Regions from separate parts of the Mus musculus genome. Here all the other regions are linked to region 4. A link is a loop called in an ENCODE intact Hi-C map of the cell type or tissue named here. Cell type or tissue: heart. All regions are shown on one strand.

Region 1 (4,000 bases), 130 kb before region 4:
ATAAATGTATCTCAAACTTTTCTTGGTGGCAATGGGAACTACACTAGAAGGACACACTGATGCATAAGCCCTCTACCTGGCCCTACCTGCAACCGCAATCATTCTTGGTCTGAATGTCAACTGTGTTCAACAGTGTTTTAGCCTCCTTTAACAAACACATTAGCCAAAAGAGCTATGCACAAAGTTGTTCTCTACAGATACTAAACAACCAAAAATCACCATCTAGCGCCCCACTGTCTCACTTTGAAATAGTTTTAATACACAAAGAGCCTCACTGGAGACAAAAGAGAAGTAAGTTTTGTATAGGTGAGGTTCAGGTGATCATTCACTAGAATTTCCTCACTACATTATCATCCCAATTTCCCTAAAAGACAAGGTTTTGTTTTCTTTAGAGCTCAGGCTAAACTCTGGCCAATATTCTTAAGCTGTGCACTAATCCTTTCCTGGCAAACAAGGGGCAATTACTCATGCCAGCATAACAGCTCTTATACAACTCGCGTTATCAGTAATGCAGTCTCAGAGCACATGCTTTGTTGACCACACAGCTTATATCTTTAATGTTTTATATAACAAATTAGTAAGTTGTATTAGGAGTCAGCCACACACACACACACACACACACCCAAACACACCCAAACACAAAAGTGAGACAGGGCAGAGAAAGTCTAACAGTACACTGTCCCCTCAGATAATATAGAACAATTTACTACTCACCGGCCTTGCCTGTGGGCTCAAGTAAGGTTCGAAATCATCATCATTTAGTCCATCCTTTTGATGCACAGAACCATTTTGTACTAGAGGGGAAAAGTTAAATTAGCAATGCCCTGGTCCGAAGAGCTCCCTTCCAAACCCATCCATCAGTTTACATTCACACCAGGAAGAAACCATGCTAGTTCCAAGAGTCACTTGGTTTGAAACTCCGGGGAATAACGATGAGCGCCAGGGCTGAAGCAAGAGCCGGACAGTGAAAAAGAGTCTCCACCCCAGAGCGAGCTGATCTTTTTAAAAGGTCAGTGTATTGGCTCCTTCGAATTTCAATTCCCTCCGGCTTTCTCTCCCCGCTTCCTTCACATGTGAGTGACTTCCAGAAAGTGCTCCACGAGGAGGAAACACAAAGGGCTCCTAAGACCTACGAGAAAACTAAGGACCTGGTGCTTCTCAAAATGCATTCCACCCCCGGCCGCTCATGAATTACTCGTTGTTAACGAAAAAAGCTGCCCGCCAGCTGCAGGGCCACACCAAAAGGGGCGACCGCCCCGCGCGCGGCACCTGCGACCCGAGCGGCTTCGGAAAGGTCCTTTCCCCGGGGCGCGTCCTCGAGCCACCGCCCCCACGGCCCGGCGGACCCCCCTCCCCATCCCGGCCGGCGGCCACCCGGAGGAGCGGGGTCTTACCTTTGTTTCCTTGACCTTTTGGTCTCTGCGAGAGGAGGGGACGTCGCCGAGCAGCAAGTCGTCCGAGAAGAAAACGGAAAAGGAAAGACAAATGAACGCGGGGCCCGAGCAGGGAAGAAAGGAACCGGCCTGGGGGGGACGCGTGGTGAGGGGGAGGCGGGGACGAGCGCTAGGCCGGCGGGGCAGCCCCGGCAGCCCGGCCACCCGGCAGCCACACGAGGGAAAGAGAGGAAACGAGGAAGGGAAGCCCGGGCCGCTACTGGGAGGGAGCGCGGCGCGGCCGGCCCGGCCCGGGGAGGAGCGGGAAGAGCGGGCCGGGCGGGAGACTCAGGGCGCGGCCGGTCTGAGGCCCGAATCCCGAGCCGCGAGAGGCGCCCGCCGCGGCCCGGCCAGGAGCGGCGGGCCCGGGCCTAGTCGGGCCCCGTCTCGCCTCACACAATGGCCGAGACATGCGGGCTGGGCCTGTACCTGCTCCAAGAGGCTGCTGGCCGACATGGCTCTCGGATCCTCACGGGGAACGACGGCGGCGGACTCCTCGTCGGGACAGCGGCGGCGGCGGATGAGCCCCGACGACGGGAGCAGAGGGTGCGGCGGCGGCTTTTGTCCCTGACACTCGGAGCCTCGCCTCGGCGGACGCAGCAGAGACACAGCGCGCGACTCGGGCTCCGGCTCCGATCCGGCGACGCTCTAGGCCGCCGAGCTCAACGCCCGTCTCTATGCTCCGGAGCGCGCGCCCGCCCCCTCGCAGCCCGAATGGGGGAGGCCGAGCGGCAGAGGCGGGCGGCGCGCGCGGCGCGAGCGCTGACTCTCACAGTCGCTGACCCACGCGGAAGGGCCCGGCGCGAAGCATCTCGGGAAGGGAGAGCCGCGCCCGTGGCGCCCTCTGCTGGGCTGGAGGAGCGGAAGCGGTGCGCGCGCGGTCTCCCCGCCCCCACCGCCGCCGCTTTGGGCCTAGGAGCCCTGGGTGGCACCGGGGGTCACCACTGGAGTTTTTTGGCAAACACCTAGAGAATAATTGTTTTGTCTTAAGAAAACACGCAGAAGCCCCTTTCTTAATGGGGCAGAGGCTTCTACTCTGTGTAGGACTTGAGCCCTAACTCATAACTGCATTTGATAACTCTCCCCCAATTTGAAAAGGAACCAGAAGAGAGGTCCTAAGAGCTCACAGGGAAAACTTCATGGAGGTCGGCCCAGAAGACACCCGCGCCCTTCCTTAAGACTATTGTCACCTTCCTTCCTCAGGGACTTGAAAAAAACACCCAGGAGCAGTACTTCCACTAAATATTAAAAAGCCGGCCCTCACTGCCCTGCACACAAGACATTTACCCCTTTGACTTTTGAGGGAGAAAAATATACACTCTCTTTTTTTCAGAGAAGTCAGTGACCCCAAAATAATCTAGTAAACTCTGGACTTTATTCCCAAGAAAAAGACACCTCACCCGTATGCACAGTGTCACACACACTTTCTTGAAGTCTGTTGGACCCTAAGAGGAAATATTCGTGATCTAAGGACTGGAAAATGAACGCTATTCCAGTATGTGCTGTGTGCAGGGCTTTGTCATTAAGTGCTTTCTGACACATTAAATTTAAAGACTTTCAACAAGTTCAAAGTGCCTATCAAACAATGTTACAGCTGGGAAAAGGGAGATTAAGCATGCTGCCAAAGTTATCAAGTTATTAAATAGATCTGTGCTTTTGACACAAAGAACAACATAATATCATTCTTCAACAGCTAGAAAAGAAATCCTGTATTCATGAGCTAAGATTCACTGGAGAGCCAAAGGATGAGCAAAGGCAGGTTTTTTTTTGTTTGTAGGGTTTTTTGTTTGTGTTTTGAGACAGGGTGCCTCTAGCTGTCCTCAAACTCACTAGGTAGACCAGGCTAGCCTTGAACTCAGAATTCTGCCTGCCTCTGCCTCCTAAATGCTGTTATCAAAGGCATGCACCACCAAAGGCATTTTTAATTTAAAAAAAAAAAAATCACGAGCTGGGCGTAGTGGTGCATGCCTTTAGTCCCAGCACTCGGGAGGCAGAGGCAGGCAGATTTCTGAGTTCGAGGCCAGCCCGGTCTACAAAGTGAGTGCCAGGACAGCCAGGGCTACACAGAGAAACCCTGTCTCAAAAAACAAACAAACAAACAAAAAAAAAATCACTCTGGACAAGGATATTTAGTAGTAGGTTTTGCTATTGCAAATGGTAGACACCTGAGCAATGCACTATTGTTAACCTAATGCCATCTGCTTGCTAGATAGAGAAGGTTTGGATTTGACAGATTCAGGAGGAAAAAGCCAAGACTCTTGGATTTTACTTTGTAAACCGCTCAAAGTAAGTGCAAAGCATTTCTTGTCTGCTTATACTCACATTTATGGCTTAAGTGAATAAGATCAGACACCAAAGTTAAAGAACTCTTAGTAAAATGTCACATCTCAGGGTGGAGAGCCCATTAATTGAATGAGAGAAGCCTAGTAATGGTTTTTTTATGAAAGATAATTAGCCAGTCAACCTCATGGCTCAGCTTTGTATATAAACTGTATCAGCAATTGCTTGCATTTAGAGACAGCTTGATTTTGTAAAAAGAGAATTAGACTAGACATCATCTCCTGAGA
Region 2 (4,000 bases), 52 kb before region 4:
AATGTTTTTGTAGAAATTAAAATTAAACAGGTTAAAGAACTTGAGGATATAGCTCAGTGGTAGTGTTTGCCTAGTATGTACTAAACCCAGTGCTAAAAAACAATGAAACCTGGAGAGACTGTGTGTGTCTACTCGGAGTCCAGGTCTGTCTTTGCTTGCAGCTTGTTGCAGCTGCACTGCCCTCTGGCTGCAGCCTCAGTTCTGTGCTGGTGTCTTCCTTGCAGAGCGCCAGTGGAACATGTGGATCCCAGGCTTTGGCTCTGAGGAAATCCGACCCTACAAAAAAGCATGTACCACAGAGGCTCACAAACAGGTGAGGAGCTGGGGAGCCAGGACTGGAGCCTGTGTGCATCTCACAGGGAGTACAAGCAGCTGCCTCCTGGAGTGTCAGTCCCCTGTGCAGCCAACGTGACTGCACCAGAGGTCAGAGGAAGCTCTGTCATAGCTCCCCCAATGCTGCGCTGCTGCAAGCGCGCTTTGCATTTTCATTTAGAGCTCTTGATTCCAGATCTCCTGTGGGCACGCCCACCTGCTCTCATACTGAAACCCGGCCTGGAAAGTCACACACCACGCAGGTCAGAGGAAGAGGTGTGTCAGGCTTGTGCCGGGAGCTACCCAGGCTTTTCTGCCCAACACTCTGGGTTATGTGCCACGATAGCTGCTGTCCTCTGCCTTTCTTGACAGTGTGAGGATGTCATTTCTGATCAAGAACTAGTTGTCCTCATCCTTAGTCCAGTAAGGGCACTGGCCTCCCACTGACAAGCCTGGCCTCCTTGCTGTTGTGATTTCAACAGCTTCCCTGATGGGAAAAGCCAGCTGCACGTGAGCTCGGCAGGCATGGCTGAGTTCTCTTGGGCGTTAACCATCTCTCCGCCCTGTGTGCTGCTCCCTATAATATAGACTGTGCTACTTGCTAGTGGCTTTCTAGATGTGCCAGAAGGCTCCTGACTCTGGCCCCTGTTAACTGCTCATTTCTGTCTCCTTTCAGAGAATGGCACTGATCCGGAAAACAACCAAGAAATAACACAGGGAACGGTCAGGGAATGGACAACGTGTATTTGGAGATACTTGAGCTGAGACCTCAGCCATCTCATCCTTGGATTTTTTTTTAAATGCTTTACAGAGAAGCATATATTTTTTATTAACAGTGCAGCAATATCTATAATGACTGAGAAGATCTGCCAAAAGAATAAAGCCTCCTGCCCACCTTCTGGTCCCTTTTCCCTGCCGTCTCAAAGAGAAGCAGTGTATCTACCAGAGAAGATTTTGCCTGTGGTTTATTATAGAAGTGATTGGCTGTAGGAAGAGCATTTTGGTCGTGTTGGGTGAGACAGTGTTAGCAAGTTTGTAGAGGGTCTGTCTCCTCCTCCCCCCGTCCCTGTACTTTGTAATGTCAGTGTTTCTATGAATATGAACTTGATTTGCTTTTCCAGAATAAAGGAGTTATTAATTGAAGACACAGGGTGCATAGCTGAGAGCCTTTGAAATGCCAGGGTCCCAGCAAGGCTGGGAGCGCTGCAGTCAGCAGGTGGCAGTACAGGCAGTGATCCTGTTAGAGAAACCGGCAGGGATCTCCCACTGTTTTACTCCAAAGGAACAAGCCAGCAGTAGGAGTTGGAGCACTTTCTCTGCCACCAGACACAGTGACCTCTGCTAAGCCCCAAAATAAACAAGCATTCTAGTTTTGATAATGTTAGTGTCCATAGGACCTTTTTGTGTGTGTGTGTGTGTGCGTGTGTGTGTGTGTGTGTGTGTGTGTGTGTGTGTGTGTGTGTATGTGTGTGTGTTGAGGCAAGCTCTCTCGGGGTGTGTGTGTGTGTTTTGAGGCAAGCTCTCGGGGTGTGTGTGTGTGTGTGTGTTTTGAGGCAAGCTCTCGGGGTGTGTGTGTGTGTGTGTGTGTGTGTGTGTTGAGGCAAGCTCTCGGGGGGTGTGTGTGTTTTGAGGCAAGCTCTGGGGTAGGCCAGGCTGGCTTCAAACTCTTGGTATCTTGCTGAGACTATCCTTGAACTGACCCTCTCAGTGAGCTGAGACCACAGGTGTGCATCATCATGCCTGGCTTCTTAGAGCCCCTTTAGACCTCTCTGGATCTCCATAGAAGATTGTATTCATCCTTGTCCCTGAGGAAGGATGTGAATAGCTCTGGGGGAAGTCCTGTTGCTGGGATTCTGTCATCGGAGGAAAGCAGGGCCTCTCTCAACAGCAGGATGTTCTTCCCTGTCATCATCCTGACCCACGCCCAGCACAAGCCTTGTGGATTGTGAGGGACCATGGGCTTAGGGGAGGGTGGCTGCTCCTCCTAGGGGCCACAGCACAGCCACACCTACCTTTGGTCCCTGCTCTGGTCATCTTCCTCCTGAGGCTTGGTCGGAGACGTGACACAGTTCATAGATCTGAGGAGTTCAAAGGCCATGCTTCTGTTGCCGTTTTCTTGGCTGAGGTTTCAGCCTGGAGAGTCAGCAAGGGGACAACCAGCTTCTTCCCTGGTCACGCCTGACACTGAGCTTCTGGGTATGTGGCCTAGCGTCAGGAGGGCCTTAACTCTCCAGAACCTACAGCCACTGGAAGATGTTCTCAGAGGATGCTCTGTTGGTGACACCAGACAGCAGAGGGGTCCCACTGAGTCCGGATAGGAACAAGTAACTGATGCCAGCAGCCAAGATGGAATCTGGAATGACTCTTGAGTCCTCTTTTGAGGACCGAAAGGGACAGGGGAATTGGGGAAGTACAATGACAGAAGTGAGGGACTCATAAGACGTCAAATTATCATTCTTGATCAGCTGTGTGACAGGTAGGTGGCTTTCTCTGTCTCAGTCTTACTGTCTTACCAGCACACCGAAGGACTGTTCATGTCTCTGTAAGCTGTGCCCATTCCTTCAGTAGGCAGAAGCCATAATAAAAGGAAGAAAGGGGTGGACAGTCCTCAGATTCAGTGTGTGGCTTCATTCTGACATCTCAGGCATTGGAGCCCTTGGTTTGGTGAGCTATGTTGGCAGCAGGCTGTTCTTGGCTTCCCACCCAATTCACTTGAACAGTGTCTTTGGTTTTTCAAGGCAGGGTTTCTCTGTGTAGCTCTGGCTATCCTAGAACTCACTCTGTAGATCAGGTTGGCCTGGAACTCAGAGATCTGCCTGCTCTGCCTCTCAAGAGCTGGAACTACAGGTGTGTGCCACCACTACCCAGCTGAGCCATGTCTTAACTGTTGCGATGTGGGAAAGATTGCATTAGACAGGATGATACAGCCTGTTCTGCCTCTGCAGAACGTGTGTGTGTGTGTGTGTGTGTGTGTGTGTGTGTGTGTGTGTGTGTGTTATACTCACAGATGCATATTCACTTGTAGATGTGGAGGCCAAAGAGAAACCTCAGGTGTGGTCCTCAGGAAGGTCATCTGCCTACTTTGGGCCTGGGTCTCTCCATGGACTCGAACCTACCAATTAGGGTAGACTGGCTATCCAAGGATTCTCCTGTCTACACATCCCCACCACTGGGATTATAAGTGTGTACCACCACGTCCAGCATCTCTATGTAGGTTCTGGGCATCAAACTCAGGTCCTTGTGCTCTTAGGATAAGCATCTAGCTATCTCCCAAGCCCCAGTTACCATCTTGATTGTTTAGTTGCCGTTGTCTTGAGGTAAACAGATTTATTGAATACACTGCAAGGAATAGCAGGCTGAATACTGACTAGCACATCACCAGCCTTGTTTCAGTTCTTTTGATGTTGACTTTGTTATGTGTCTAAGATCCAGCTGTCTCCACACCCAAGTGCTGGGATGACCGCTGTGTACTGCCAACCTTGCAGGCTGTCACCATCCCACTCAGAGCAGCTGTGAGTGACTATCTGCAAGTGTCTTTAAGATCAGGTCTGCCAGCATTCTATCATAGAAGGAAGGGGGTGAGAGGGGTCAGTGGACCCTCACTGAGGATTCTAGCCTGCCTCCTCACAAGCTGCCTGCTAGTCCACTCCAGCCACATGTGGTCCTGGGCAGTGCTGGAAGGCCAGCC
Region 3 (4,000 bases), 71 kb before region 4:
TAAGATTTAAAAAGTTAAAAAAAAAAAAAAAAGTGTGCATGTTAGCTCTCACTACGCTGCCTGTCTCCAGGGTCCTCTACTCTGAAAGTTGCAGAGATCCCCGTGTTCAGCTCCCAGAGCTTACTGACATCAGCCTGGCCCAGCTTTTCCTCAGGATATTGGGGACGGCATGCAGATCCTTACATTTGCACACCACGTTCCTAACGTTCCTACCCACTCGTGAGCCCTTCCCCCGCCCCTAATGTTCTTACATTAAAAAGAGTGTGTAGAAGAAGCAGATGAATACTTTTGAAACAAACAAACAAAAAAATAGACTGTTGGGCATTACACTTTAATAACGTATGGAGTTCCCTGCCCTTTATAAAGTAGGAGCTACAAAAGAAAGGAGATTCATAAATGGGAAGAGGTGTAGTTGAAACTGGTGAAGCCGGGCGTGGTGGTGCACGCCTTTAATCCCAGCACTTGGGAGGCAGAAACAGGCAGATTTCTGAGTCCGAGGCCAGCCTGGTCTACAGAGTGAGTTCCAGGACAGCCAGGGCTATTCAGAGAAACCCTGTCTGGAAACCCCAAAAAAAAAAAAAAAAAAAAAAAAAAGAAAGAAAGAAAAGAAAAGAAACTGGTGAGGAGCCCAGTGGTGCTACCCTCTGTCCATCAAGGGGCCCTTCTATAATCCAAGTGTTCATTTATCGCCACACACTTTATTTGACACATGCACCTACTGTGGAGCAGTGGCTAGCTTGAAAACCAGGCTGGCCTCAAACTCAGAAACTGACTTGCCTCTGCCTCCCGAGAGTAGGGGCCAATGGTTTGAGCCAAGATACCCATCCACCCTACCCATCCACCCAATGCTTCCTTAAATACAAATTACCATCTCAATCCTCAGTTTTCATGCCTTTCCACTGAACACTGAATAAAATCCACCCCCCATTTCCACCTGTCCCTTCCTGTCCCCTAACCAAACTTCAGCCTTACTGCTCATCTAGTCTTTTTTTTTGTTTGCTTGTTTTTTTGAGACAGGGTTTCTCTGTGTAGCCCTGGCTGTCCTGGAACTCACTCTGTAGACCAGGCTGGCCTCAAACTCAGAAATCTTGCCCATGCCTCCCAAGTGCTGGGATTAAAGGCATGAGCTAGCACTGCCTAGCGCCTGTAAACTCTTAAGGACAATGATGACTGACTTCCCCAACAGGATATACCCAGCACACAGCAAAAAACAAAAACAAAAACAAAAAAACAGTTTAGTACATCCAAGGATGCAAGCACAAAAACTGATTGGCCAAACTCTGAGAACCATGATAGAAAAATAAAGCTGGGGCTTGAGAGGTGGCTTTCTCTCGAACCTGGCAGTCTTGCAGAGGGCCTGGGTCAATGCCAGCAGTCACATGGTGGCTCACAACTATCTGTAACTTCAATTGCAAGGCTTCAGATACCCTCTTCTGACCTCTTTGTGCACCAGGAATGCACATGGTGTACATATATAAATGCAGACAAAACACTTTTCCGCATAAAATAAATCCAAAAAGAAAAATAAGGTTATAAACAGTTTGCCACTTAATGGTTAAGCCCTTGCATCCAGGATTTTGGACCAAGAGGGTGGATGAGCCTAATGGGATGAAGATACAAAGATAGAATGGATTCTTTATGGGCAGGAACCGTTGATAGCTCTGAGATGTCAGACTTCTATACACTCGTTTGCGAGATCTCTATTTTACTAAGAATCCTTGCCGGGGACTGAAACTGCCTGTTGCTTACATGCCTAGCAAAAAAAAAAAAAAAAAAAGTACTCAAATCTCAGGGCTTAGTGGTTTAACAGTTACTGTACCAGCCCGGGCTTTGGAGTAAGAATTTTCAATTCAAGTTGAGAACCTACATCCCTTAGGAATTTCACGTTTCTTCCACTATTACATGACATACTCCAAGTGAGGGACTGAACCAGTCCCTCACAGACAGCTCTCGTCCAAGTGTATGTTGACTACAGATTAACTAATAGGCACAATCAGCTTCTCTAGTCTCCAAGTTCTCGTGCTGGTTGAGAGTCCCATAGTTGGTATCTATGCAGAACTGCGGTCCCATCCTTATAGCACCACAAAGGCACCAACCAAAAATGGCGACTTGGAAGCTCTCCGAGGCCGTCGGTTACCGGTCACGCTCGTGAAAGAGATGAGTCGTAAAGAAACATCTAGGACAGGGATTCACGCCGTGGTAGGGGACGCAGAGTAGACCCACGCCACCAGCAAGCCACACAGAGCAGAAAGCCCGACCTGCCAAGCCAGGCGCTGGGCTCACAGTCCTACCACGTGTTGTAGTACCATCTGCGCCTGCGCTAGTGAGGCGCGCGCCCGGCGGCCGGAAGAGCCGCGCGTTTCCGGGTTGGAGGCGGGGAGCGGTGCCGGAAGTGCTTGGGGAGGGCCGCGCAGTCGGACCGGCTGCTGAGACGAAAGCTTCACTGGGGCAGTCTCCGCATATCATGGGGAGATAGACGCTGCTGCCTGTGAGTCTTGGGCCCTGGCAGTTGAGGACGAAGAGCGGGAGGAGGGTGTCAGGACCCAGACCCACAGCGGGTCAGTGCTGGAAGAACTAGGCTGTGGAAGAGACGGGGCTGAGGAGCCCAGGCTCTTGGGACGGGACTTGAGGGGTTCGGGCTCGCAGAAGCAGCGGCTGTTGGGGACTCGAGCTCTGAATGAGAGACTTAGGAAACGGGGACGGATGTGGATTCTGCAGCATCTGAGGGAAAGCCTTCTGAGAGGGACAGGATGGTGAGGATCCCGCACTTTATAGGAGGCGAGGGTAGGAACGAAACGGGGCGTGAAGACACAGGCTCCAGAGAGGTAAAAGTGGAGCCCGAGAGGACTCGGGCTCCTAAGAGACAGAAGCGGGACAGTAAAGTCCCAGCTCCTAAGGATTCAGAAACCGGGCAGCAAAGACTTGAGGACTGGAGCTAGAGAAGGAGGCAGAGAAGACTTGAATTTGAAAGGGAATCGAAGCGGGCAGTGAGGACTGGGTCTTCTTTGGGGACAAGATCCGGGCTTTCAGACTCAAGAGTTTCTGGAGGGACAGAGATGTAAGGACCCGAGCTCCTAAAAGTGAAGGAACTAGGGGGTCCTTAACGGCTGGGAGATCAGCCTTCAAGGGAGAAAAGTTGAAAAGGTTTAGCGATCTGTTCTCTGTACCCGGAGGATTAGGATATATATATTCGGGGGAAGACTTCTTGGCGCTGCCTATTTGGCTTTTGGCATTTAGGCTTTTTCTTGTGTCCGTTACTTAACCTAGAAAAGCCACATGAAACGTCTTCGTTTTTCTTCATTATTGTGAATCAGATGTGAAGCTGAAAGCAGTTTGAACTCAGTTATATACTTGATAAGTACCTTAAGCCCTGTTCCATTCAGCCCCCGTTGAGCACAGATCTCTATATCACTAGCAAACTGTCATAGATGGAAGGGCAGCAAAAGAACACTTTGAATTCTTTTACATTTAAGAAAAAGAGGATGCAAAGAGGGATTAGGATCACTGTGAGCCAGATTCTTAGGTTATACAGTACTCTACCATGTACATCGAAGAAGAGATGCTTGCTTGAAATTATTTGAATAAATGCTTTTAGAATCTCTACCCTCAAACTCAGAAGGGATTTTTTTCTAACGGATTTTAATATTTTAGTACCTATTATGTATGGCATTGGCATAAATGTTACAAGGGAGGAAACAAACTTTTAAGTGAAAAGTCTTTTATTTATTTTATTTATTTATAAATTTTATTTTTCAATAAGATGTTGAGAAATTCACAAGTAAATGTGGCCTAGAACATTTTCTAGGGATTGCTTTTAGAAGAGTGACTTGGACCCTGTCATTTCCCTTCATAAAGACCCAGGACTGAAACCTACTCAGATGAATCGTGCACAACTTAAGCACTTTGGGCTTTTTGTTCTGTTTTCTTTTGGTTTGTTTGTTTGTTTGTTTGTTTGTTTTCAAGACAGGGTTTTCTGTGTAGCCCTGGCTGTCCTGGAACT
Region 4 (4,000 bases):
AGGAGAGACCCTGAGATACCCCAGTTGTCTTTGAGCCACACATTCCTCATCTGTACCTGGGCAACTCTAGATACTGCACAAACCCAGAAGCAGGGCAGGGAAGGGCAGCACCTTCCAAAAGGTGGGGCCAGCTGGGCGCGGTGGGCAGAGGCAGGGTTTGTGATTGCCACACTTCAAGGCCAGCCAACAAAAATCTAGTGAGACATACCCTGCTTCAAGAAATGAGCCAGGACAACAGGCGTGGTGGCGCACACCTTTAATCCCAGCACTCGGGAGGCAGAGGCAGGTGGATTTCTGAGTTCAAGGCCAGCCTGCTCTATAGAGTGAGTTCCAGGACAGCCAGGGCTATACAGAGAAACCCTGTCTCGAAAAAAAACCAAAAAACAACAACAACAAAAAAAAAAGAAATGGAGAGATGGCTCAGTGCTGGCCACTCTTCAAGACCATCCAGGTGTGGTTCCTAGCACACAGGCTGCTCACAGCCACCTCTAACTCCAGTCCCAGGGGATTCAATGCTCTCTTCTGGCCTCTCTGGGCCAATGCATGTGGTACCTGGGCATACATGCAGGAAAGCACTCAAACATACACACACACAACCCTAAAAAGACTTGTCTTCTGTCACTGTAATCACACCCCCTACTTCCACTCCCTGGGATTCATCTTCAGGGAATTTAAAAACTGGGAGAAAAACGGACAAGACTCAGAATAAAATCCAGGAAGGAGTCAACTTTCATTAATAAGCACCTACGGTGTATGACCCCGTTAAGAGTTCAGACCTGTCCCCATGTCAGGAATAGAATTGCACACCATCCATGGGTGAGATGACAGCTGAGAGGATGCCCCCCATACACACACACACACACACACACACACACACACACACCCAGGACTGGAGCTGCTCACAGCCTTACCTGCTAAGTCAAAGGGGTGGGTAGACTAGGTTAGACAACCCACCAGGAGGAGGGTTTTCCAGTTACTCCCACTTCTGGAGCATTTGGTAACCCCAGCGGTGGTCCCTCCCTTCCCCCCACACTCAGAACTTTCCAGCTAGACTTAGGGAAGAATATCTCTGTGAGAAAGGCTACCAGGAGAGAAGGCAAAGCCTGGGCAGGCTGCTGCTGTGTGCGGCCAGTAACTAACTGAGAACTGAGCACGCTCAAGCCACACCAGGAAGTCCATCACCCAGGTCCAGAAGTAAGTGATACAGCCTCGGGCTATCTGTTAATTTTTTTTTCCTAGAGAGAGAGGGGCAATAGTTCTGGGGGATGTTTGAGTAACTAGCTTTGCACAGATTATAGGACACATTACTTTCCCTTTAAAGGCAAGGAGACTAAGGTTTAAGAGAACCTAGTGGGACCTGCCCGATCCAGACTCCTGCTCTTGGTTGCCTCTGCAACCAGAACCTGGTGAATCACTTCTAACTCATCTTTTCTGAGCTCCATTAGCATGCTCTTCTTGGGTGACGCAGCCTTCTCTGTATCCTCCACACCCTCCCCACAAGCACCAATGTCTATGACCCAAACTCTTCGAGTGGTTGCATGTGCTGTATGTACCCCATGTCTGGATCACCCTGATTCTGTTACCCCAAACATATTAAAATCTCACCTGGAAAGCTATCCCCAACCCTCCACAGCCCGGTTACGGCTTCTGCTTTGGAGTTTCCGGGTCTGTTTCATACCCTCAGCTTGTCCCACGGCACACGTGGTCGGAGGACTTAATTTAGGATGAACCAAAGACGTGGCAGCAGCGACGTTCAAGTTCCACGGGCATACTTTGCTGATCTCAGGAGACCCTAACTGTGGACCCACGGAAGACTCGCCTGGGAGCCCCTGCGTCCCGCAAAGGTCACGGAGACCCGCCTTTGTCACCATTGTTCCCCAGCGGCACGGAACAACCGGGTGACACGGGGTTGAAGAGGGTTAAGGACAGGCCACGGTCTGTGAACGCTGCTGGCCCCTCCCCACCGGCGGCTCCCCAAGTTCCCCGCCGCCGCGCGCGCCCGGGTCCCCGCGCATCAGTCGTTTGAATCTCCCGCCACGGAGCGGAGTGCGCGCCCCAAGCGCGACGGCTAAGGGGCCCGAGCGCCGGCGAGGCGGGGCCCACGCGGGCCGGAGCTCGTGCGCCTGGAGCGCCGCCGGCTTCACGTGCAGCCCGCCATGTAGGTTGCGATCTCGGCCTACCACGACCTCGCGCACCTCCGGGTTTCCCGTCCCCAGGGCTCCCTACGAACCGGAGCGCGACCTACCTCGGGACAGGGCGGCCACAAGCAACTCCGGCGCTCGGCGGCCGGCGGTGAACTGCCCCGAGCATGCGCTCTGCGGGCCTCCGGCCGCGACCCTGGCCAGAAGGGAAAACACAGAGCCGGGCGGCCCCTGGCGGCCACCGCGGGAAGTGCGAGCGGCTGCTCCTAGTTTGTACACAGCATTCTGTACTTGGGAGATTTCCTCCCCAAAGTGGGATGAGTGGACAAATAACCAACTGGAGGAACTACTAGAATTCCTGTTTGTTTAGGAAAATCTGGTGCGTGAGGTCTGCACGGAACAAAACAAGGCTGATGGTTCTTGTTTTCAAATTATATATGCAGAAGGCTCAAAAGACCCCAATCTATACAGAGCCATCTGATTCAGTCTAGGTAGGGCTCAGGAACGGCTAATTAGTCTAAGTGGAAGAGGCATTCAGGATGAATAACATTTCCTTATTTATTATATGTATGAGTGCTTTTCATGTAGGTACATCTGTGTACCACGTATGTATACAGTTCAAAGGCCAGAAAGAGAGCATTGGTTGCAGTAGAACTGGCGTTACAAATGGATGCGACCTGCCATGTATGTGCTAGAATGGGATTCCCATCTTCTGCATGAGCAACAAGCACCCTTAACCACTGAGCCATCTTTCCTGTCCCAGAGAGGTGACATTTGCAATGACAGAGAGTAAGACATGTGAAACTGCCATATAGTCTGAAAGTAGAGGGTAAAGGTCTAGTCTACGGGGACAGTGTGTGATTATGGGAAGGTTCTGCTCACAAGATGAAATGTTCACAACTTTAATGGACTTTGGGTAAAGTGTAACCAAGAATGGAGAGGCAAAGAGCAAGCAGGAAGTAGATTCGGTAATGCCTGGGTTGGTGGCACCGCCTACAATCCCATCATTCCAGAAGCTGAGGCAGGAGGGATACATAGTGAGATTCTATCCCATAAAGAAAGAAGAAGAAGAAGGAAAAAAACCTGGGGCGAGAAGAGGGGCACTGGTTGTAGTTCAGTGGCTGAGTGCTTTGTCTAAGTGTGCGGTGCAAGGCTCAACTACAAGATAGTAAGGGAAGGAGGGGGGAGTAAGGGCTGGGAGCAGGAAAAGATGACTCAGAGCTGGGAATTGTTGGAGTTGGGAGCTAACACCAGAAGCAGAACACTGTGAAAAATGGCTTAGGGCTGGAGAGATGGCTCAGTGGTTAAGAACCCTTGGCTGCTCTGGCAGAGGTCCTGAGTTCAATTCCCAGCAACCACATGGTGGCTCACGACCATTTATAAAAGGGATCTGATGCCCTCTTCTGGCCTGAAGGTGTACGCACTCCTACACTAAAAAACAAATTTAAAAAAGGAAGAAGGAGGAGGAGGAGGAGGAGGAGGAGGAGGAGGAGGAGGGGCTGGAGAGATGGCTCAGCAAGTAAGAGCACTGACTTCTGAAGGTCCAGAGTTCCAATCCCAGCAACCACATGGTGGCTCACAACCACCCGTAATGAGATCTGACGTCCTCTTGCGAGTCAGAAGACAGCTACAGTGTACTTATGTATAATAATAAATAAATCTTTGCTGGACGTGGTGGCGCACGCCTTTGATCCCAGCACTCGGGAGGCAGAGGCAGGCAGATTTCTGAGTTTGAGGCCAGCCTGGTCTACAAAGTACAAAGTGAGTTCCAGGACAGCCAGGGCTATACAGAGAAACCCTGTCTCGAAAAACCAAAAAAAAAAAAAAAAAAAAAAAAAAAAAAAAAAAAAGAAAAAAGA
Region 5 (4,000 bases), 260 kb before region 4:
AGAGGCCCTCTTGGGAAACCATCCCTCCCGGTTGCTCTCATCCTCCTGTAAGTGTGTCTCCTGACCTTCTAGGAGAGGAGATCTTGACTGTGCTTCATGGGAGTCTCAGCAAAAGTTCTCAGCTTGGCCTCTTTCTGTTCAGAGCACCATTGTATCAGAAGCAGCTGGGTGACTTTGGGCAAGTCGCTTCCCCTCTTTGCTTCCTCTACCTCCCCATTTGTTACAAATACTTTGTTTGGGGCTGGGAAGTAGTTAGTTCAGTTCGTAGAATGCTTATTTAGAATGTGCTACACTCCACGATTGATCACCAGCATCGAATAAAACCAGGCATGGTGGTATATGCCTATAATCTTAACATTAAGGAGATAGAGGCAGGAGGGTCAGCACTTCCAGGCCATCCTCAGCTAATTAGCAAGCTGAAGGCCCAGCTGGGATACAAACACCTTGTTTCAAAAACCAACAATGTGGAAACTGTTCCCGTAAGTGGACTGTCTGGTCTGGTCTGCCTCAGTGGGAGAGGGCACACCTAGTCCAGCAGTGACTTGATATGCAAGGGAAGGGGGTGGGGGGAAGGGGGAAGACACCCAGAGAGGGACTCAAAAAAGAAGGGGACAGTGGAATGGGGAGAGAATCTGCATGAGGGGGTACTGGGAGGGGGGCTGATATTGGGATGTAAAGTGAATGAATGAATGAATGAAACCCCACTTTTTCCCTTTAAAATTTCCATTTAAAGTAAAATACAAAACAATGAGCTTTGGGAGCTGGAGGGACAGATCGGCAGTTAAAAGTATCAAGTGCTCTTCCAGAGACTTGGACTCAATTCCCAGTACCCACAAGCTGGCTCATAACCACCGGTCACTCCAAATGCAGGGGACCTGATGCCTTCTCTGGCTTCCAAAGGCACCAGGCATGGTGTGAAGACATACACTCAGGCAAAAGAAAAGGAAAGGAAAAAAAAAAGAAAAGGAAAGGAAATGAAAGAAGAAAGACACAACCATACATATAAAATAAAATAAAAAATAAAACAGCAGACTCCAGGACGAGAATGTAACTCAGTAGGCGTGCTATGGAGCCGTGGATCTGGTTGCTATCCAGGTATGGCCTTGTGACCCAGAGCACAGGCTGTGGATGCAGGAAGATCCGAAAGTCAAGGCTACCCTCAGCTACATAAAATTTGAGGCCAGTCTGGGCTACGTAAGATGCTACAGAGAAAAGTTCAAACATAGGTGGAAGTCATCGTGACATTTTCACATGAGTGTGTCCTGTAATATGTTCATAACCACATCCCCATCACTACCTCTTACTCTCCTCCACATCCCTCCTCCTAGCCTCCTTCCTCCCACTGTAAGAATACCCACTTCAGGTGCACCCTAAATTAGCCTGCCAACAACCCTAATTTAGTAACTGGGCAGGAGGCAGGACGCTGAGGTGGGAGGAGCTTGTGAGTTCAGGTTCCTAGTAAGCCCGCTTTAGAGTCTGCTTAAAAACAAGCAAAAACAACAAAATACTCCATTTCAAAGTATTTTTAGGGCTGGTGGTATAATAGTTCTCTGAGAGAATGCCTGCCAGGTGTGCATAGTCCTAGGCTTGATAGACAAACATGATCAATAGATACATTGATCCATAGATAAATAGATATACATAGATAATAGGTAAATATATTAGATAGATACATAGATAGATGGATGGATGGATGGATGGATGGATGGATGGATGGATGGATGGATGGATGGATAGATAGATAGATAGATAGATAGATAGATAGATAGATAGGCAGACAATTTTAAAATAGTGTTTTGCTGAGGGTGGTGGCTCATTAGTCTTGGCTACACTGAGACACATGAGACCCTGTCATCAAAAAAAAATAGGGAAGAAAACTAAATGTTTTTGGTTCATTCAATTAACATGTTTATTAGGAGCCAACAGCTCCAGGGATGAGGCCATCAGTCTGGGAACAGAGTTGTCAGAATGGAAAAGCTGAAAAAGGGCGCAAGTGCAAGAGATGGCCTGTAGGTGGCAGCAGTGTCTGTGACGTTAGGCAGCTCCTCTTAAATTTCTTCAAGTAGTTGGACTGTTTAAGTGTGCCAACACGCACCTGGTGAGAAGTGACGTACAGAGTGCGTATACATGTCTGTAGCATTGACACACGTTAGTAGGTGTAAAGGAATAAAAGCCAAGAGTGAATTTTTGCATGAGAACAAAATGTACCCAAAGTATGGGGAATGTATGTGCGAAGTCTGGACTGTGTGTGCACGCAAGTGTGTGTGTGTGTTTGTGTGTGTGTGTGTGTGTGTGTGTGTGTGTGTGTGTATTGGTTTTTCGAGACAGGGTTTCTCTGGATAGCCCTGGCTGTCCTGGAACTCACTCTGTAGACCAGGCTGGCCTCGAACTCAGAAATCCGCCTGCCTCCCAAGTGCTGGGATTAAAGGCGTGCGCCACCACTGCCCCGCATGTGACTATATTTTTATGTGATTGCGTGGCACCTCTTGGAGTTTTTGATACCCGCAACCTTGAAACATGTGATGAAGGTTCATGATCTTGCGGTAAGATGTAGTTAATGCCCCATTTCAGAGGGTTCTGGGGTGCCCTGGAGACACCTGGGTGAATCTGGCAAGGAAACATACCCAAATGTTAATGGACTAGTGAATGATTTATGTATCTCTTTGTTTTCCATTTTTATCGGGTTTCTCATTTCTCTAATGAACACATTCTATTAAAATATATATATACTTTTAATATATATATTTACTTTAGTGTGTGTGTGTGCTTTTATTTATACGAATGTTTTGCCTTGCATGTCTGATGTCTTGTCTGTTTGCCACGTGTATGCCTGATTCCTGTGGAGGTCAGAAGAGGAAATCAGTCTCCTGAAACAGGAGTTTACAGGTGGCCGTGAGCCACTATGTGGGTGCTGGGAATTGAACCCAGCTTCTCTGCAAGAGCAGCCAATGCTCTTAACTGCTAAGCTGTCTCTCTAGCTACACACACACACATACATATATATACATAGTGTGTGTGTGTGTGTGTGTGTGTGTGTGTGTGTGTGTGTGTGTGTGTAAGACAAGGTTTCACTATGTACCTCTGGCTGGCTGTTCTGGAACTCACTATGTAAACTAGGTTAGCCTTGAACTCACAGAGCTCTGCCTGCCTCTGCCTCCCAGTTGCGGAGATTAAAGACATGTGCCACTATGCCTAGGTTTAAATCTTTTAGAAAGTCTATGCACATGTTTTCTTTTTTCAATTTAAAATTTTTAAGATTAATTTTATGTGTATGAATGTTTCGCCAATATGCATGTTTGTACAGCACGTGTGTGCTGGTGACTGAGGAGGCCAGAAGACGTAGTCGGATTCCCTAGAGCTGGAGTTATAGATGGTTATGAACCACACATGGCTGCTGGGAACTCAACTCAGGTCCTCTGCAAAAGTAACAATTGCTCTAAAGCACTGAGCCATGTTTCCAGATCGTCTTAAACTTACATTATTTATTTATTTATTTACTTGTTGAGGGGACAGAGACATACCATGGTACATAAGTGGATGCCAGAGTACAACTTGTGAGAGTCAATTCTCTCTACCATTCGAGTTCCAGGGATTAAATCAGGTTTTAGATGTGGTAGCTGAACTACTACACCAGCCCTCGTGTGTGTGTGTGTGTGTGTGTGTGTGTGTGTGTGTGTGTGTGTGTGTGTGTGTGTGTTGAGATATAATCTCACTATGCAGCCTAGGCTGGCTTGACCTGCCTCTCAGTCCTCTATGTGCTGGAATAACAGGTATGTGCCACTGTGTCTGGCCCAAGCACAAATTACTTTAAAATGGGGCCACGGAACCTGATATATGTTATTCAAAGAAGAAATAAGCCCTAGAGTCTCTTCCCACTTGTGTGTGTGTGTGTGTGTGTGTGTGTGTGTGTGTGTGTGTGTGTGAGAGAGAGAGAGAGAGAGAGAGAGAGAGAGAGAGAGAGAGACTCTAGTTTTTTGGGACAGTGTTTCTCTGTGCAGCC
Region 6 (4,000 bases), 170 kb after region 4:
AATCCTGTCTTGAAAGATTTAAAAAAAAAAAAAAAAGTCACCAAGGGACCCTACATGAACTACATGAGGGGATCCTTTGTAAAAGTAAAAAAGAAAATTGACTTTCTGATCTTCAGAGATAAAACTATAAGCTCCACTTATGAGGCAAATGATTTTTGTGGAGGAGAACCAGAAGACACTAATACTCTAAAGCAGATGATCTTTTGTGACCTAGCTTCTAAAGAATGAAAGTGGAGGTGGCGCAGACTTTTAAACAGTATTCTGCTCTACTAACAAGAGTCCAGGATCCACCCATTAGCCCATTATAACTCTCACCACAACCTCCTCAAGTAGCCTTTATGTCCCGGTTTGACACGTGACAAAACTGAAGCTCTCAAGAGGTGTGCTGGCCGAGGTCAGGTGGCTCAGTAATGTGCAACATGCTCAAAGGCAGTATGACTCCACAGCAGAAACTGTCCCACCAGTGAGGAAAGAAGGAAGTGAATAGCTAAGAGGCAGGCTGGCACTTGTGATTGATGCCTAAACCAGATCTATTAATTAGGAGTAAGAGACATAACTGTAAAGTGGCCTAGAATGGGCGTGTCCGCACATCTCTGTGGCAGGGCCTCTGTGGGAAGCTCAGTTGCCGGTTGAAGATGGCTAGGGCGGCTAGAACCTGAGTAAGAGTAACCAGCGGAGGTGGAGGGACTCGCAGGCTGTGCTCAGAGAAATCTGCGTCTTCCCTCCCTCTTTCATTCAGTAAACAGTTTTGACCATGGAGTGTGTGCCAGTGGCTAGGTTTGGCTGTGGCAATTCAGCAGTGACTCTGCCAGCTTGGTGAGGGATGGGGAGGTGTGCTAGACACTGGGTGGACGCATCCCTCCCGTACCCCTCCCCCATGCCTTGCATAGTGTTTGGTCAGGCAAGGTCTCCTTCTTCCTCCTGTTGCCATACTCTCTGGACTCTTGCATCAGCCGTGTTAAAGCCACTGATTGGCCAAAGCTCTTTTGATTCCTGGAGACATGTCTAGATCACATCTGAAAGGTTTTTTTTTTGAGACTTCTTCAATTTCAGACCCTGTCAGACTAAAAACCTAATGGGATTCTCATCTTTTTTTTTTTTTTCAGAATTAATTTTATGGCATCAAATTCTTGAATCATTGTATTATAATGCCTTTACATTGTAACCATTCCAGGCACTATGGTTTATCACTCCTTGTGGGGTCCCCCCCCCAACTCTTACTATTTTCCAACTCCCCAATTGCAGAACACAGTTTCTGCCCAGGGAATTCTTGTAGGAGAGAAGCCCCTCTCGCTCCGATTGGCTTGATAAAACCAAAGGAGACACTCCACACACCCACCAGTAGCTTACTCACCTTCACTTGCTCCTTAAAGCAGCCATTGTGTGAGGTCCCGAACAAGGACTAACCCTGACTTCACCTCTTTAAGTTGTTACAGACCCCCAGAAACAGAGTCAGCTCCGATCCTAACAGCGACTCGATCGCTTGTTTTTGTCTCTATTCACCAAATTAAGCCCCTTCCTTTCCCAACTCTTGAATCAGTTTTATCGACTAAATCAAGGACGTTCGTTCGGAAGGAGATCTCTCTCCGATCAACGTGCAGAGTTTGTCTTGATAAAGTCACTTCCCTCGACTGCACATTTTGGATAGAAAACGTCAAGTTTGGAAAAGCTCATCTTTCTTAGTAAAATATGAAGGCTCATCTATTCTGGGTGCTTTCGGGGCAATTAGCTGGACTTTTCTAGTTTGATCAGTTGAGCGAGCCCGCAGCGCCCCCTGCAGGCCAGATCTTGCTATAGCTCAACCCCGGTGAACTGAAAAAAGGCTTCCAGGGCCGCTCCAAAGGATTCTGTACAGAACCCCATATCATGGCGTCAAGGTCTTAATAAGAAGACATGCGGTGGCTAAGTAAATACCATGTGGCTTCTGAAGTGTCTAGCAAGGAATAAGCTTTCATAAAACTTCACAGCCTAAATATTTCTCCCATTGCTTCGCTAAAAACCCTCGGAAAACTGTCTGCGGCATGGAGACCAGATGTTAAGGTCCAGCCAACCGACACTTTAACAGTCTGATCCAGTGGCTTGATTTTTAAAAAAATTGTTTCCTATGGTACCCTACTACCTATCATGATGGGCAGAGGGGGTGAAGGGCGGAGGCAGTCCTAGCTTTTTAAACCGTGTGAAATCAGAACAAGTCATTTCTCTCTGCCCCTGTTTCCTGCTGTGTCAAAGCAGGGCTGTTGTGAGCACGAAAGCTAACGCAGAACTCTTCAACAGGGCAGCAGGGGTTGTTATTTATATTGCTGTTTTTCCCCAAAGTATCCTCGGCAAAAGCAGCAACACTCCTCCCCGACCCCTTGGTGCTCAGCAACAGGCTCTTCTTACGTAAATCGCGGCGGCCAATGAGCAGACATGTGGGCGGGGTTTAGAATAAGCCAATAGGAGCCTGCAGCGACGCTCTGGATAGGACCAGGCATGTTTCCAGGCTGACAAGGCAACTCTCCGAAGCTGTTGAGGAGACCTGAAAGGTCTTTAAAATCTTCTTGCTCTGCCTATCAACCGGGCTCTGATTGGTCTAAAACTCAGCGCCTGCCTCTCCTCCGCCCGCCCTGAGCAGGAAGGGAGCTGGTAGCACAAGGCTTACTTTTTTTTTTTTTTTTCTTAATATTTGAGACTAGGTCTGTACACCAGGCCCATAACTCAAATCCGGAACTCAAACTTGTTATGTATCCAGAGGCTGATCTTAACTTTATGATGGCCCTGCCACAACTTCCCAAGTATCTGGGATTGCAAGTCTGTGTTGCCTCCCCTGGTGTTTTAAATCTCTACACATTCTTTCGCATGTGGGGATGTAGCTCAGTGGTAGAGCGCATGCTTAGCATGCATGAGGTCCTGGGTTCGATCTCCAGGTTTTTTTTTTTTAAATCCATTTACACACTTAAGTGCTTCTATGTGTTACATTTTTAATATTAAAGAGGCCCTTGCCGGGCGTGGTGGCGCACGCCTTTAATCCCAGCACTCAGGAGGCAGAGGCAGGCGAATTTCTGAGTTCGAGGCCAGCCTGGTCTACAGAGTGAGTTCCAGGACAGCCAGGGCTACACAGAGAAACCCTGTCTCGAAAAACAAAAACAAAAAAAGAGGCCCTCAAGCATGGCATGATAATGGTTGTTGAAGGCCACACTGGGCTACAGAGTGATTTATCTCGGAAACTCAGTAAGTGCTAGTATCAAAAATAAATAAATAAGTAAATAAACAAGTAAGTAAGTAAATAAATAAATAAATAAAAAGTGAAAGAGAAGCCTGTTTGTTGTTTAAAGAACAGAAAGGAACAACTATTGATTTCCCTACTTTAGTCCCCTGAGTAGGTGGCTTTCCAGAGTTGTTTTTTGTTTGTTTGTTTGTTTGTTTGTTTGTTTTTCGAGACAGGGTTTCTCTGTATAGCCCTGGCTGTCCTGGAACTCACTTTGTAGACCAGGGTGGCCTCAAACTCAGAAATTCACCTGCCTCTGGCTCCCAAATTCTGGGATTAAAGGCGTGCACCACCACTGCCCAGCTTGTATTTATTGTCTTTGTAAGCTCTTACATAATGCAGGGTCTTTTGTAGCACAGGTCTCCTTGGCCTTTTGTAGACCGGGGGTGGGGGTGGGGGGAGGGTGGGGTGGGGTGGGGGGATATATGAGACCTTGACTGACTGCTTGTCCTGTGCACAAGCTGGAGTGCTTAGATTATACCCCTGTGCTATCATTCTGGGCTCTTCAACTTTTAATCCTTTACAAAAAATCAGTAGTTTATTTCTTTTCCGTTTATGTGCCTGTGTGTGACCCGATGAGCACAAGGTGCCCTCAGAGGCCTCTGCTACACGAGACCTTGTCTTTTTTTTTTTTTAAAGATTTGTTTATTGGGGGCTGGAGAGATGGCTCAGCGGTTAAGAGCACTGACTGCTCTTCCAAAGGTCCTGAGTTCAAATCCCAGCAACCACATGGTGGCTCACAACCATCCGTAA
Region 7 (4,000 bases), 160 kb before region 4:
CTAGGCTGAGAGGCTGGCTCAGAAATGCTACTTTAGTGCCACCTACTGGCATAGTGGAGTATTACAGTTCCCAGTTTCTCGCGTTCAGGAAACTCAAAATCTTTTTGTTCCTCTGTGTGTGTGTGTGTGTGTGTGCGCGCGCGTGTGCGTGTGTGTGAGATGTGTAATACAGAGACAGAGATCGGGATCACTCATGTACCACAACACACTCAAAATCTTTTTGTTCCTCTGTGTGTGTGTGTGTGTGTGATGTGTAATACAGAGACAGAGATGGGATCACTCATGTACCACAACACACATATGGAAGTCAGAGAACAGCTTTTGTAGATAAATTCTCTCCTTCCACCCTTATGTGGTTCTGGGAATTAAACTCTAGTCATCAGGCTTGCAATGTCAGGCTACAGGGACCTTTAGCCAAACTGCCGGCCCCACTTTGGTTTTTAAGACAGTCACTGGGGCCTGAGGCTTACCAATTTAGCTAGGCTGGTCAGCAAGATTGAGAGCGCCATCTGTCTCTGCTTCTCCAGAAAAAGCACATTCAACCACGTCTGGTCTTTTACACAGGCGCTGAAATTCGAACTCAGAGCCCCACACTTGCACAGTATGAAGGGAGTGGCACTAATGGGAGGTGTGGCCTTGTAGAAGTAAGTGTGGCTTTATTGGAGGAAGGGATGGGAGAAAGGCTTTGAGGTTTCAGAGGCTCAAGCCAAGCCGAGCAGTATCTCTCTCTTCCTGCTGCCGGATCCAGATGTAGAACTCTCAGCTACTTCTCCAGCACCATGTCTGCCTTCCTGCCATGAGTATAATGCATGAAACCCCTCCAGCCATAAGGCAGCCCCCATTGAATGTTTTCCAGTAGAAGGCTTGCAGTGGTCATGGTGTCTATTCACAGCAATAAAACCCTAAGACAGAGAGGCTTACAGATCATTGTTGATGAAAGTCAAGGCAGGAACCCAGAGGCAGGTAGTGATACAAAATAGAATCCAGGACCCCCAGCCCAGGGATGGCATCACCCACAATGAGCTGGGCCCTCCCCAACCCATCACTAGTTAAGAAAAATGCCTTACAGGCTTGCCTCCAGCCTGACTTTAGGGGAACATTTTTTTTTCCATCAGATGACTCTAGCTTGTGTCCAGCTGGCATAAAACCAGCAGCGTAGACATAGATGGACAAATTGGTTATTAATGAGGTGGAACAGATCAGGGAAAAATTTGGGGTTGGGACACAGACATGAATAAAATGGCTAATGACATAGCCATGGGGACAGTGGAACACTGCAGCGTTCAGGAGACAGATTTGGTCTGTCTAAATGTATTGACCTGTGATGGTTTGTATATACTTGGCCCAGGGAGTAGCACTATTAGGAGATGTGACCGTGTTGAAGTAGATGTGACACTGTGGGCATGGGCTTGTCATAGCTGCCTGGAAGCCAGTCTTCTCCTAGCAGCCTTCATTATGTAGCCCAGGCTGGCTTCAGTCAAATTCATGATCCCCCTACATCTCCCAAGTACTAGAGCTACAGTGCCCCTCCATGTCAAGAAAGATGCCTTGCCAGGGTTCAAATGCACAAAGGATCAATGTACCAGCAACATCATCCATGGCTGCCAGGCTAAGCCGGCAGACTGGGAGTCAGCACTGGGAGGAGCTGGAGAGCTGATTGAGGGGTTAGAGTGAACAGGAGAGGAAACACAGAGAAGGAAGTAGGTAAATAAGTAAACGAGACTCTGTAGCACACCACCCAAATCGCAACTACAGTTTATTCTTAAGACAAGGTCTCCCAGGCTGGCAAGATGGGCCAGTAAAGGTGCTTCTGAGCAAGCCTGCCTACCTGAGTTGGGTACTTGGGACCCACATGACGAAGAAACAAAAACAACTTTTGAAGGCTGACCTCTGCATGCATATATACTAAATCAATAAATGTAATAATTATTTATAATTTAGCCATTTATTTATTTTGGTTTTTCAAGACAAGGTTTCTATATGTACGCCGGGTTTTCTGAAACCCACTGGGTAGACCACTCTGAGATCTACTTGCTTCTGCCTCCCGAGTCAGCACTCGGGATTAAAGGCATGTGGCACCACCACTCTGCTGACAAATGTCATTTTAAAAAGGAATGTTTGGGCTGTTTGTACGCATATTACCACATGCATGCAGTATCCGCAGAAGCCAGAAGAGAGCGCTGCTGGATTCCCGGGACTGGAGTTAACAGATGGCTGCTAGGAATGGAATCCAGGTCCTCTGGAAGAGCCAGTCAGTGCTCTTAAACATCAAGCCATCTCTCCACACCACGCAAAAGCAATTTATTAAAGATAAGTCCCAAGGAATCCTCTTACCCTCACCTCCCCAAAGCAGGGATCCAGCTTTTTACAGGTGCTGAGGACTCTAACTCAGGTTCTCACTCCAGCACATCAAATAATTCATTAAAGTGATCGTTCCTGGTCCTGAAATTAATTTAAAGCTCTATTAAAAAAAAAAAAAATCACTGCCTTCAGCAGCCATTTTTCTTTACAATGATGAAATCATAACGGGGTGAGGATGGAGCAGAACACCGGGAGAGGTGAGGCTGCGAAAAATAAAAACCAAAAGAGAAGCCACACTGGGAAGTCCAACTGTGACGATTTTGTAGGAAGATACAATCCGACTCGCCAACACAGCGCATGCACAATACTGGGGATTCAATATTGGCTTGCTGAAAAGCTAGGCAAGTGTTCTACCGCTGAGGACTTTTTTGCATTTTGAGAGTTAGGAGGTGAATGTATCCATACGTTGCCATGTTGACCTTTGAACTTGTGACCTGCCTGCTTCCATTTTCCAATCAGCTGGGTTCCAGAGCTGTACCACTTTCTGCTCTCATTGAGCACTCTCTCCCCAGTCTCTAAACTCAGTGCGTTCTTCTCCTCCTTCTTTCCCCCTGTTCCCAGCAGGAGCAGCAAGGGTGCGCAAAATAACAGGCTGAATTGAATGATTCAGTACAGGAAGAAATGAAACCGTTGACAGCAACACCGGACAGAGAAGCAAAATTGGGGGTTTCCTGAGGGTGCTGATCGGTTACAGGGCAGCTCGGCCAGCAGGTGGGGCTTTCCAACTTTCAGCATTGAGAATTCTCACATAACTAAGCGGCCAAGATCGATGTCCTCAGGTCAATCCCGGGATTCACAAGGCGGAGGAAAGAGCCAACTCCCACACATACAATAAATCAAGGGATAAAAGACAACTTTGCCTTCCAAACAAGGTGTCTTCTGGCTAGGAAGGCTGCGCAAGCGCAGAAGCAGACCATGTTGTGCCCCCAGGACCGTCCTGGCTACAGGTTAAACGGACTGGAACTGCAGTAGAGTGCAGCACTGGTCCAGCAGCGAGGCAGCCACCAGAACACGGTGGGAGTTCCAGAGTCTTCCAGAAGCAGCCTCCGGACTCAGGCGGGTGGAATCATCACCACCACGCACCACCCCCCCCTTAGCCTTTTCAGGAAAGCACATTTTGCACCTGCAAGGCCTCCAGCAGCGATTCCTGAGCCTCAGGTTAAGGAGCTTCACAGCTGCCTGTGTTGATTCACCTCCCAAGGCAGGGGAAAACTTGGAATGCACCCCTCGGATCTGAGGCCTAAGGCCTACACCCTCATCTTCAGGGCATTTTTGGAAGAACCCAAGTGAATCCCCACACTCTCTAAGCGCCAAGAAGGAACCGAAAACTAGTCTGCTGCCATTCTCCACTGGAGGAATGGAAACCACAACTTGCAACATGCTAAAGGTAAAAAAAAAAATTTCTTTTAGGATGAAAACCAATCCTAAACCCCAGTTTAGAATAAGTACAAATAAAAGTACCCTTCAATTCAAAGACCCTGTCCTCACACAGTTAGGAAGGGGAGGGAGTGAAACGTTTAAGTCTCCATTCTGTTGTTAATTCTCTACCTAAATCAATCACCATGTTTAAAAAAGAAAGAAAAAAATAAGGCTGGGCGAGGCCAGCCTGGTCTACAGAGTTCTAAAACAGCAAGGGCTG

What was found. Peaks named below come from ENCODE experiments on the same cell type or tissue, not always from the same donor. Only the 100,000 strongest peaks of a DNase experiment are listed, where the experiment ranks them.
Region 1: it touches region 4 in a loop (2.6-fold over the local background); 7 of 42 quality-filtered maps call a loop at or near these places.
Region 2: a loop joins it to region 4, with 6 times the contacts of the local background. A loop is called at or near these places in 18 of 42 quality-filtered maps.
Region 3: it touches region 4 in a loop (3.0-fold over the local background); 6 of 42 quality-filtered maps call a loop at or near these places.
Region 5: a loop joins it to region 4, with 5 times the contacts of the local background. A loop is called at or near these places in 11 of 42 quality-filtered maps.
Region 6: it touches region 4 in a loop (10-fold over the local background); 14 of 42 quality-filtered maps call a loop at or near these places.
Region 7: a loop joins it to region 4, with 3 times the contacts of the local background. A loop is called at or near these places in 7 of 42 quality-filtered maps.

What each region holds. Positions count from the first base shown.
Region 1 is chr4:132,210,038-132,214,037 of GRCm38, forward strand. It overlaps Ythdf2 (YTH N6-methyladenosine RNA binding protein 2), which reads right to left and starts at 2,219. Exons shown (of 5, transcript NM_145393.4): 1 at 1,863-2,219; 2 at 1,395-1,419; 3 at 715-794. The coding sequence starts at 1,889. In heart, no CTCF peak of the experiment used is centred here; DNase peaks (open chromatin) are centred at 1,464 and 2,194; H3K4me3 peaks cover 2,752 bases; H3K27ac peaks cover 2,204 bases.
Region 2 is chr4:132,291,639-132,295,638 of GRCm38, forward strand. Taf12 (TATA-box binding protein associated factor 12) reads left to right here. Exons shown (of 6, transcript NM_025579.3): 5 at 225-313; 6 at 989-1,691. The coding sequence ends at 1,024. Among named protein-coding and RNA genes, the nearest start is that of Rab42, 9.7 kb to the right of the region's middle. In heart, CTCF peaks have their summits at 197 and 1,525 (motif pointing right); a DNase peak (open chromatin) is centred at 1,563.
Region 3 is chr4:132,272,000-132,275,999 of GRCm38, forward strand. It overlaps Taf12 (TATA-box binding protein associated factor 12), which reads left to right and starts at 2,376. Exons shown (of 6, transcript NM_025579.3): 1 at 2,376-2,488. In heart, no CTCF peak of the experiment used is centred here; a DNase peak (open chromatin) is centred at 2,342; H3K4me3 peaks cover 2,358 bases; H3K27ac peaks cover 2,307 bases.
Region 4 is chr4:132,343,401-132,347,400 of GRCm38, forward strand. It overlaps Rcc1 (regulator of chromosome condensation 1), which reads right to left and starts at 2,350. Exons shown (of 10, transcript NM_133878.3): 1 at 2,246-2,350. RefSeq lists a cis regulatory region at 1,905-2,752. In heart, CTCF peaks have their summits at 2,382 (motif pointing left) and 3,511 (motif pointing left); a DNase peak (open chromatin) is centred at 2,311; H3K4me3 peaks cover 2,425 bases; H3K27ac peaks cover 1,535 bases.
Region 5 is chr4:132,087,080-132,091,079 of GRCm38, forward strand. No RefSeq gene overlaps it. Among named protein-coding and RNA genes, the nearest start is that of Epb41, 17 kb to the left of the region's middle. In heart, a CTCF peak has its summit at 2,007 (motif pointing right); no DNase peak of the experiment used is centred here.
Region 6 is chr4:132,513,166-132,517,165 of GRCm38, forward strand. It overlaps n-TAagc8 (a tRNA gene), which reads left to right and starts at 2,843; the gene lies at 2,843-2,914. In heart, a CTCF peak has its summit at 1,773 (motif pointing left); DNase peaks (open chromatin) are centred at 746, 1,336, 1,786 and 2,436; H3K4me3 peaks cover 2,136 bases; H3K27ac peaks cover 1,817 bases.
Region 7 is chr4:132,178,732-132,182,731 of GRCm38, forward strand. No RefSeq gene overlaps it. Among named protein-coding and RNA genes, the nearest start is that of Ythdf2, 32 kb to the right of the region's middle. In heart, CTCF peaks have their summits at 47 (motif pointing left), 2,166 (motif pointing right) and 3,051 (motif pointing right); a DNase peak (open chromatin) is centred at 3,410.